Regions from separate parts of the Homo sapiens genome. Here region 2 is linked to region 1. The links are chromatin contacts, found by Hi-C or POLR2A ChIA-PET in ENCODE. All regions are on one chromosome and are shown on one strand. The core of a region is the stretch at or near the end of the contact, and the rest is flanking DNA. Distances in the headings are between cores, read along the strand shown. Region 1 overlaps FGGY (FGGY carbohydrate kinase domain containing). Region 2 overlaps FGGY (FGGY carbohydrate kinase domain containing).

Region 1 (4,625 bases), core at 1,406-3,905:
ATATCACTGGGATCCATTGCCCTCCTAACTAGGCTCCCTGGGTCCAGTCATCTTTGCCTTTCCTCCAACTTCTCCCCCATGTCACCTACCTCCTCTTTTCTCTACCCCCACCAAAACAGTACTTCATACATCCCTAGTATTGTCTTTAAATGTAAATCTGATATTATTTAACTATTTGAATTCTTTAGTAACATCCCACTGCTGGCAGGAAACAAGTCCTAACTTCCTAGTATAAGGAATATAAGGTCCAATGTGATCCAGCTGCTCCCTGACTCTCCAGTCTTACCTCCTGTCACACTACCATGGATCAAGCCCCATGGTTCCCTTTATTCTCTTTCAACTCTGTATTTTCGCATATGTGACTTTCTTCTGCTAGTAATGCCCTTTCTTAATTGGCCTGTACCTTTGACTCCTACACTTCTGTATTATTAGGCTATAGCACTAGATGTGGCTTAAATAAGTTAGATTATTTGTTTATCTGATAGTCCGGACGTAGATGCTTTCCATGAGATCATCCAGGAACCCAGGTAGCTTCTGCATTGGACTGTGCTTAACATGATGCCCCTTTCTGCATGATCCAAAGTGGCTTTCAACCACAGCTTCCTTCAAGGCAGCAAGATGGAGAATAGATGAAGAAGGAACACACCTTCTCCCTTTTGGTGCTGTGACTAATAAGAAATATATTTTTAGTTTCTGTTCCAGGTTTGTGACACAGAGCTCCTAAAAGCCTTGTAATTTCCAGAGTGATCAACATTCTAGGAGTATCTTTTGTTGTACTATTTAGACTTTGACTCTGGTTCCTAACAGAGCTTCTAAATCCCTTGGGGTTTCCTAAGCGATAGAGCATCTTTTGCTTTAATGAGGCGACTCTTGGGCTCCTGGATAACTTCAGAATGGGAGTTGGTCAGAATGGGACTTGGTCACTAGAAAGACCATGTGATGGATAGCAGCTCAGAATTTTCAGCCCTACTCCCCACATCCACCCAATCCACCAGGAGGGGAGAGAGGCTGGAGATTGAGTTAATAAGCAATCATGCCTGTGTGATGAATCATCCCTAAAAATCCCTGAAAGATGGGGTTTGGAGAGCTCCCGGGTTGGTGAACAAGTGGAGGTGCCTGGAGAGGGCATGAAAGCTCCCCACCCCTTCCCACATACCTTGCCCTATGTACCTCTTTGTCTGGCTGTTCATTTGTATTTGTATTCTTTATAATAAGCCAGTAAATTTAAGTAGAGTGTTTCCCTGAGTTTTGTGAGCCATTATAGCAAATTATCAAACCTGAAAAAAGGGGGTTATGGGAACCTCCAGTATGTAGCTGATCAGTCAGAAGTATGGAAGGCCTAGACTTTTGATTGGCATCTGAAATGGGAGCAGTCTTGGATTGAAGCCTTAACCTGTGTGATCTGCCCTTACTCCAGGTAGTTAGTTTAGAATTGAATTGTGGGACACCTGGTTGGTTTCTGAAGAGTTAGAGTATTGGTTAGTGTGGGAAAATCCCTCACACACGTGATGTAAAAATTGTCATGAGTATGCAGAAAAAAGTTTTTCCCCTTTAGTGGCAGTTTCCAGAGTTTGTAAATATCTCTGCTTCCCAATCTTTTGTGCCTCCTGTCTGTCTGGTACTCCACCTCTGTAGTAATGGCAGCAGCAGCAATTCTAGTAGTAGTCACAGTGGTGTTTCTCTAGTAGAAGCTGTAATAGTAGTAGGAAGAAGAGGTGTAGGAGTAGTATCAGTATCATAATTTCCCATTCCTAGTTTCAGAAGAGATTGAAAGGCTAAGTGACATGCCTGAGGTCACATAGTTAATAAGTAAACGGCAAAGCTATCGTTCTGACTGGGAGCTCTCTTACTTCAGAGCTCACCACTAGACTGTGGGTAGTTTTCAATCCAGTCACACTAAATGCCAGTTATTTCCTTACATGATTACCTCTCCCACAAGATTCAGAACTTCTTGAGGAAAAGGACATATCCAACTGACCTTTGTATCTGTAGAGCCTAGCTCCAAGGCTGGGCGTATCCATCAGTTTTAGACATTGAAATCAGGGTTTCTTAACCTTGGCACCATTGACATTTTGGGCCAGATAATTCTTTGTTGTGGGGCTGTCCCATTGTGCATGACAGGATGTGTGGCACCATCCCTGACTTCTACCCACTAGTTGCCAGTAGCACATATCCCCACCCGCAGCCAGATAAACCAAAAATATCTCCATGCATTGCCAGCTATCTGCTGGGAGACAAAATGTCCCTGATTAAGAACCACTGATTTAAATTAAATGAAGGCCAAGGAGCCTTGAGTAGTGTTCATATCCGAAAAGGGCATTTTCAGAATTGTTCAGGCTGCTGGATCTCTCAAAGATGATGATGTATTTTCCAGGCCTCATGTGTCTGGAGCACAGGTTGCCTGTGGTGGTGGCTGCAATGATCTCAGTGTGCCAGGCCTTCACGGGGAATACCAGAGAGGGTCCCTCTGGAGCAGCTCTTACTGGGTCATGGAGACCATCTGTCTGGCATGGTACCACCTGGCAAAATCTCTTTGCCTTAACCAAAAATATGCTTTTGTAAATTTCCTGGCAAAGCAGGGGCTGCATTCTGTTTCCTGATTTCTCTCTTTTATTTCCAGATGTGTCACTGGTGACACATAGAGCCCAATGAGAACTCTGTTGGAAACTCAAGTTTCTCATTCTTCGCCAGCTCCGTTGTCATGATTTTCCCACCGTCTAAGCCAGTGTAGGTTACGTTACCCACGTGCTGGTTAGTGCTTGGATGTCAGTTTTCCTTTTTAAATTCTAGATCTGTAGCATGCTTTAGGGAGGAAACTTTATGGCTTATTACACAAATGGAGTTAACCCTTCCCTGCTTTGCAGTGTTTTTGTTAGTGACAGAGACATGAATTCAAGATCTGCCATTTATTATTTGTTTCATTTTGGACAACATGCTTAGCTTCTTTGATCCTTGATTTGTTTACCTTCAAAACAGAGTAACCTACCTGTCCTGTCTACCTCCATGGGATTATTATTAAAACACAATAAGATAATCTGCTCAAAAGGCTTAAACTCCCTAGTATGATTTACTATCAGTATACCTTTTGCACCCAAGAAAACTCTACAGTATCATTGTTCATGGGCACCAAATTGTAAGTTCAGTTAAGGCAGACTTTGTGTCTTTTTCTGCCAGTTTCTAGGACCTAGAAGGTATTCAGTAAATATATGGTGAATGACAGTATGAAAAAAATTGGGAAGTCAGATTCTGTGGTTCATTGTACCAGTGGGGGCTGGAGGGAGGTAAGTGAATGGTTTGTGTGGCTTTGTGTCATTTGTATTTGTGACAGACATTCCAAGCAATAGCATTTTCAAGGGTTCACAAGTGAGTGCCTGCAGAGGCAGGACACACTTAACACTCTGGCAGATATGCGACAAGACAGGGTAGGGAGGGGCCCAAGGGAACTAGAGAGGGCATACCCAGCTGTCTTAGTCATTTTGGGCTGCTATTAAAAAATGCCATAGACTGGGTGGCTTATAAACAACGGAAATTATTTCTCACTGTTCTGGAGGCTAGGAAGTCCAAGATCCAGGCCCCAGTTTATTCCATGTCTGGTGAGGACTCACTTCCTGGTTCATAGGTAGCCATCTCCTCTGTGTCCTCAAAAGACGGGAGGAGTAAATGAGCTTTCTGGGATCCATTTTACAAGGGCCCTACTTCTTCATGACCTAATCACCTCCCAAAGCCCCCCCCACCTCCAAATACCATCACCTTGAGGATTAGGTTTCAACACAGGAATTTTGAGGGGGGGATACACACACTGTCTATATTGCCAACCTAAAGACATTCACAGTTACACATTTTGAAGTCTCTGCATCAGCTAAACAAAATATGTCTTTGGGCCAATTTAAGTCTTCAGACAAAAATTTACAACTCCTTATTGACAGAGTACCTAATATAAATACTGGGACAGATGCGGGGCAGATAAAGATGAGGTGCTCAGGATCCGGCAGCAGTGATAGACAGGAAATTAGTGAGACAATGAGAATATCCAAGATACATGGAGAGCTTAGCCCAGCACTGTCCAATGTCCTTTACAAATGACAACTTGTATTTAATCCTCACAACAGCCCAATGTGAGTTAGTGGATATTATGTCCCCTGTTTTATAATGAGGACCCTAAGGCACAAAGAGGTTGATATTTTGCCAGAGGCTTTGAAGCCAGTATCTGGGGAATAATAAAATGCAACGTGTATGTCCAATGACAAAGGAAACACAGAAGCCCCCTCTTAGATCTCACTACTTCTACTCCTGCCCCTCCAGCCCCTCCATTTGAAGATCCCTGAGGGATCTGAAAATGCAACTTTGATCGTGGCACAGACCAGTCCTGAGGTTGGTGCAGTGACATCCCCATGCCACAGAGGCCCTGTGCCTTCTGGACGCTGCCTCTCTTGCCAGCCTTGCCCGCCCCTCATGCTCTATGCTCCACTTCACTTGCCCAGACAGACAAGCACTTTGCCCCTTTGCAGCCACTCTCCCCTTTGCCTGTGTCTCCTTGTTATGCAGGGCCTTTCTTATTCCTCAGGCCTCAGATCAATGTCACCTCCTCAGAGTGGGCCTTTGCTGCCCACGCTGCCCAAAGATGG
Region 2 (4,625 bases), core at 871-3,370, 140 kb after region 1:
CAGAGCTAGGAAGAGGTAGAGCTGAGGTTGAACCAAAAAGTATGGAGACAACAAACCTTGGGTTCTTAGTTACTACACTGTCCGTGTGTGCGTCTTCCCCAAAGGTCCAGTTCAGGTGTCACCTTCCTAAGGCCCTCTTCCCTTCCTCCACCACGTTTAATAGATTATGACTCCTCTGGGCCTTCACAGCTGTTTATGCATAGCTGTGGTGCACTGCTTCTCATTCTCTGTCTTTCCCATGAGCCTAAACTCCTTGAGTAGTTGGGGAAAAATGTCTACTTCAGTGTTCTATCTCTAGGGCATACAGTAGGTAGTCAACACATAGTTTATAATTAAGTTAGTTTAAAGTGATACGGTAACAGATAACAATTTGTATCATCATTAAAATAAATAGTAAACACCAAATCACAAGTTCAAGGATATAAAATTTGGATTTACAAAAGAAAAAAATACTCAGAAAAAAAAAGGCTGCTCATTTTTATGCATGGTATGTAAAGAAGAGGAATTTGGGGACAACAGTTCAAGAATGGGCAAGGAACACATTTATACTTAAAAATTATGACAGCTAGGATTTATTAAATACTTCACATGTGACAGTTTCTCTGCTAGGCATTCTGTGTATAAACTTTCTAATCCTCACAACAAATATGTAAGGCTAATTGTCGAATCCCTGAATGGACAAAAATTATAGCTATATAAGAAAGAGAAAGATATGGTAACCATGTCTTAGATCAGAATAAAAAGAACAAAAGGTAATGATCCTAATATATTCAGATTTAACATAAATTAAGCATCATTAGAGGACAGTCACATAAAATTGCACAATAGAATATATTTCCACATCTGAGAGATGATGGAATTGAGGTCAAAGAGATTACAGGCTAGTATGTGGTATTTTATACCCATTCCTTGAATTATGTTAACATGGTACCAGAAGTATATCTTGCTGTCCTCCTCAGAACTGGGTGCAGTTTTGAGCTCTGCTTTTGTAAAAAGCTGTTAGAACCTGAAAGAACCACATAACACAGCTGTAATATTCAAGAGAAAGTGGGTCCCACGAACAAAGATTGAGATTGTTCAGAGAAATGGGGTGGTTCTGATTGCTTAATAGAAACCTCACAGGTTGGCTCTATTATTTTCTTGTTTATGGAAGTTTTTGTGACCGTAAGAGCTAACTTTTCCTTGGTGCTTTAGAGTTTATTAAACGTCTTATGGAATTTGATGCTCAGAATAACTAAGTGAATCAGTCAGAGCAGATGTTTTCTTTTTTTCAAATGAGACTCAAAGAAATTAAGTGATTTGTTCAGTGTCCCACAGCTAATAAATGATAGGGCCAAGACTCAGATATGTATCTGAGCAGACCCCTGAGCCATGTCCACTGCAATCTTGCAATCCTTGGTTCATCTTCATTTACTCAAATTGAAGGATCCTGCGGCTGGTGAATGTCTGGTTCATTGCAGAAGAGTTCCTGGTTCCTTGTCTCTAATTTCCATTGTGACTGTGAATTCTCCATTGAGCTGCAAGCCAGTGACTGTCAATTAATGTGCACAAAATATACCTGGGTAACTGTTTTAAAAATGCAATTCCTCAGGCCCCTCTCCCACAGGGTCTGATTCTCTAAGTCTTGCTGGAAGGGATATATGAGAATCTGTAATTTTAACATGTGCCCAGGTGATTCTAATGGAAAACTTTCAAAAAAACTGCTTTAAGCTCTTTCAGAGTAGCAATTATATCTTTACTTCATTGTTTCCGTAGTGCCTAGCAGAGCACCTTGTACATAGACAGTACTCTAAATTTACACTTGATGAATATAAGAGTGAAGTAAATAAATGTAAAATTAATGTAAAATGAAGGAAAACAAGTTTGAGAATCAGTCAGTTCCTGCCAGATTTGGAGCACACTGAGGAATCCCTTTATCTCCATCCTTTCAAATAAAATATCTCTTGGTAGGTCTGGGTAAGACATACTGAGAAGTCATGACTTGGACAAAGTACCTGGTAGAATCTGCCAACAATTAGAGATTGTGGAATTCTTATTTTCTCATGGAAAGCAGGATGGAGTGAAACAGTGAGAGATCCTGTTTGTAGTTCTGTGCAGACAAACCCAGAAACCAGAACGCAGACACACCAGGACGCAACAGGAAACCACAAAGGCCTGAGATCTTTCAATGTAAATAGGAAGTCAGAGTTTACTTCCGAACCCACAGTGCCAAGCTGAAGTGCAGTGTTTAATCCAGCTCTCTACCCAGCCCTTCCTTGAGCCTGGGCACAGATGAAAGATGATGATGCCACCTGGGTAAAAGCATTCAAAAATGTTTGTTCTGATCAGGTCTTGGAGTGAGCTTCTTTTGTTTGTGCTAGTGAATAATTTGGGACACAGGTGCACTTTGCATTTGAAAGCGTTAATTGGTCTCCTTGGTTTTCCCTGCCATGATATTTGAAGCCACATCTTCCTCCACAAAGTAATTTTAATCCATATACATTCAAAAAGCACTTGTCATGGACAGCCGTCTTTCATATACCCCATCTGTGGACCCCTGGGTCCAGGTGCAGAGTAGTGGAACATTGGTGATGCTTAATATGTACTCTGTGTTCATTGCATTGACATCTGTAATCTCATTTGATTACTACTATTACACTGGGAAATAATTAATAGGATACGATCATCACCATTTTGAAATAAGGAAAATGTAGTCTGGTAGAAAACACATGGATGTTAAAGTTAGGCAGATCTGTGTTCATGTCCAAAAGACTTAAGCTTTCTTACCAGACTGCTTTATTTTATGTAGCCAGTTGTTTAGAGCATTCACTCTGTGCCAGGTACTGGAGAGAAAATGGTGAGCAGTAGACCTAGACTGTACAGTGTAGTGGAGGAGATGAATACTCAGCAAACAATTACAAAAATGTATAATTACAGACCTTGATAAGTGCTTTGCTTTCATACCCTGCTGGGGGAAGTATAAATTGGGCAGTCACTTTGGAAAACAGTGAGGCATTGTCTGATCAATTTGACTGTGCACATGCCCTGTACTCTACCAATTCCATTCCTAGGTAGGAAGCTGGAGAAACAATTGTACTTGTGTACCAGTAAGTGCCCAGAGACAAGTAAGTACAAGAGTATTCATAGCATTATTTTTTATAATAGCTACAAATTTGAATCAACTCAAATTTCATCAATAATAGCATGAATAACTAAGTTGTATTATATTCATACAGTGGTAGACATACTTAAAATGTAGGAACTACAGCTACATATGACAACATAGATGGATCAAACAATTTTAAGTGGAAGAAACAAGACATGAAAGAGATACATACAGAATTATTTCATTCATAGAAAATTCAAAAAGAAGCAAAAAAGACAATGTCTTTTAAAAAATGCCTACAAAAGCACTAAGCTTAGAAAAGACAAGCAAGGGAATAATTACCACAAATATCAGGACACTGGTGAATTAGATGGCTTGGAATTGCAGGTTGTTGAGGTTAAAAGATGCTTTCAGGAAGAGCTTGAGGGAACTAGCATTTGCTTCTGAAGGATACATGAGTACTTAACAGTTTTTTTAATGTTCACATAAGTTTTATACACTCCTCTGTATGTATGATATGTAAGTGCTAGAAAGCAGAGAAGCTATCAGAACATAGAGCCAAGTGCCATATAATTTGGGTGGTCTAGAAGGCAAGGCAGTGATGTTTGAGCTGGGAGATTTTGATTAGGTAACTAAGCAGAGAGCCTGACGGGGAGGGAGTAGGGTTGTGCATGGCAGTGGTCAAGAGAAAAAATTTGTTCAGAAAGAGAGTACAGAAGAATAAGCAGAAGGAAATTGGCAGCTTTGGTGTGGGGCAAGAGAGAAGAATGCTACAAGTAAAGGCTGGAGAAGCAAAAAGGGGTAGCATATGCTGGGCTTGTAAGCCTTCTGAGGGATTTTAGTCTTTTATGTAAGAGAAACTGAAAGGTTTTAAGCACAGTGGATAAGATAATTGAATTACAAAGGATGGAAATAATTCCAGTTTGGAGAACAAATTGGCAAGAGACCTGAGTGGTACTAGGATACTAGGAAACCAGAAGAAGACTGGGAGTCTGTGTGAGAGATGATATCATACTAACTTGTCTCAGATTATGGTGGGGGAGATGAGATGTCGATATATTGGAAAGATGTTTAGAAGATAAAATCAGCAGCACTTCCTTGGTGTGAAAACTGTTGAGGCTGCAGGGCAAACACAATAGAGGCTTATTAGGTATCTCACCCAAACTCCTAAGATGAGCTGCTCCCCAGTGAGTAGAGATATCTGGAGAGAGAGCAGTAGTCGTTCAGGCATTCCTTGGACAGACTGGATTCACTAGAGAGAAACATTTTTGGTTTGCACTGTCAGCTTTGTTTTTAGGTTGTTTTAAATATTTTACCCTTGTCTCTTATGAAAGGTCTTCTCAAGAAGTAGCCATGTGGACACGATATTGCTTTGGTAGTAATTCTGCCAAAAATGCCTGACTTGAATCTGATCATGAGGAAATATCAGAAACCCAAATTGAGGGAGATTCTATAAAATAACTTGCCTCTAGTCTTCAAAAATGCCAAGGTCATAAAAGAAAAACTACAGGAAGATCAAAGGAGACGAAAGAGACATGAT

Evidence for each region. A loop is a pair of places that touch in the nucleus more often than their neighbours do. ChIA-PET counts read pairs that join two places held with the same protein, here RNA polymerase II (POLR2A). Pooled maps may share reads with other maps.
Region 2: a pooled map shows a loop between it and region 1 (2.6-fold over the local background). The contact joins two enhancer-like sites. A Hi-C loop is called at or near these places in 1 of 168 maps with a recorded cell type or tissue (PC-3), 9 of 37 single-sample maps with no recorded cell type and 6 of 50 pooled maps. POLR2A ChIA-PET finds 5 or more read pairs at or near these places in 3 of 52 experiments (GM12878, OCI-LY7 and PC-3).

What each region holds. Positions count from the first base shown.
Region 1 is chr1:59,431,061-59,435,685 of GRCh38, forward strand. All of the region lies in intron 5 of FGGY (FGGY carbohydrate kinase domain containing), which reads left to right. Among named protein-coding and RNA genes, the nearest start is that of FGGY, 140 kb to the left of the region's middle. Within about 2 kb of position 2,656, at least 5 of the 41 ENCODE cell types and tissues checked have a DNase peak (open chromatin) inside an H3K27ac peak, as active enhancers do; they include PC-3, where a contact is called at or near this core.
Region 2 is chr1:59,568,536-59,573,160 of GRCh38, forward strand. All of the region lies in intron 8 of FGGY (FGGY carbohydrate kinase domain containing), which reads left to right. Among named protein-coding and RNA genes, the nearest start is that of MIR4711, 160 kb to the right of the region's middle. Within about 2 kb of position 2,121, at least 3 of the 41 ENCODE cell types and tissues checked have a DNase peak (open chromatin) inside an H3K27ac peak, as active enhancers do; they include PC-3, where a contact is called at or near this core.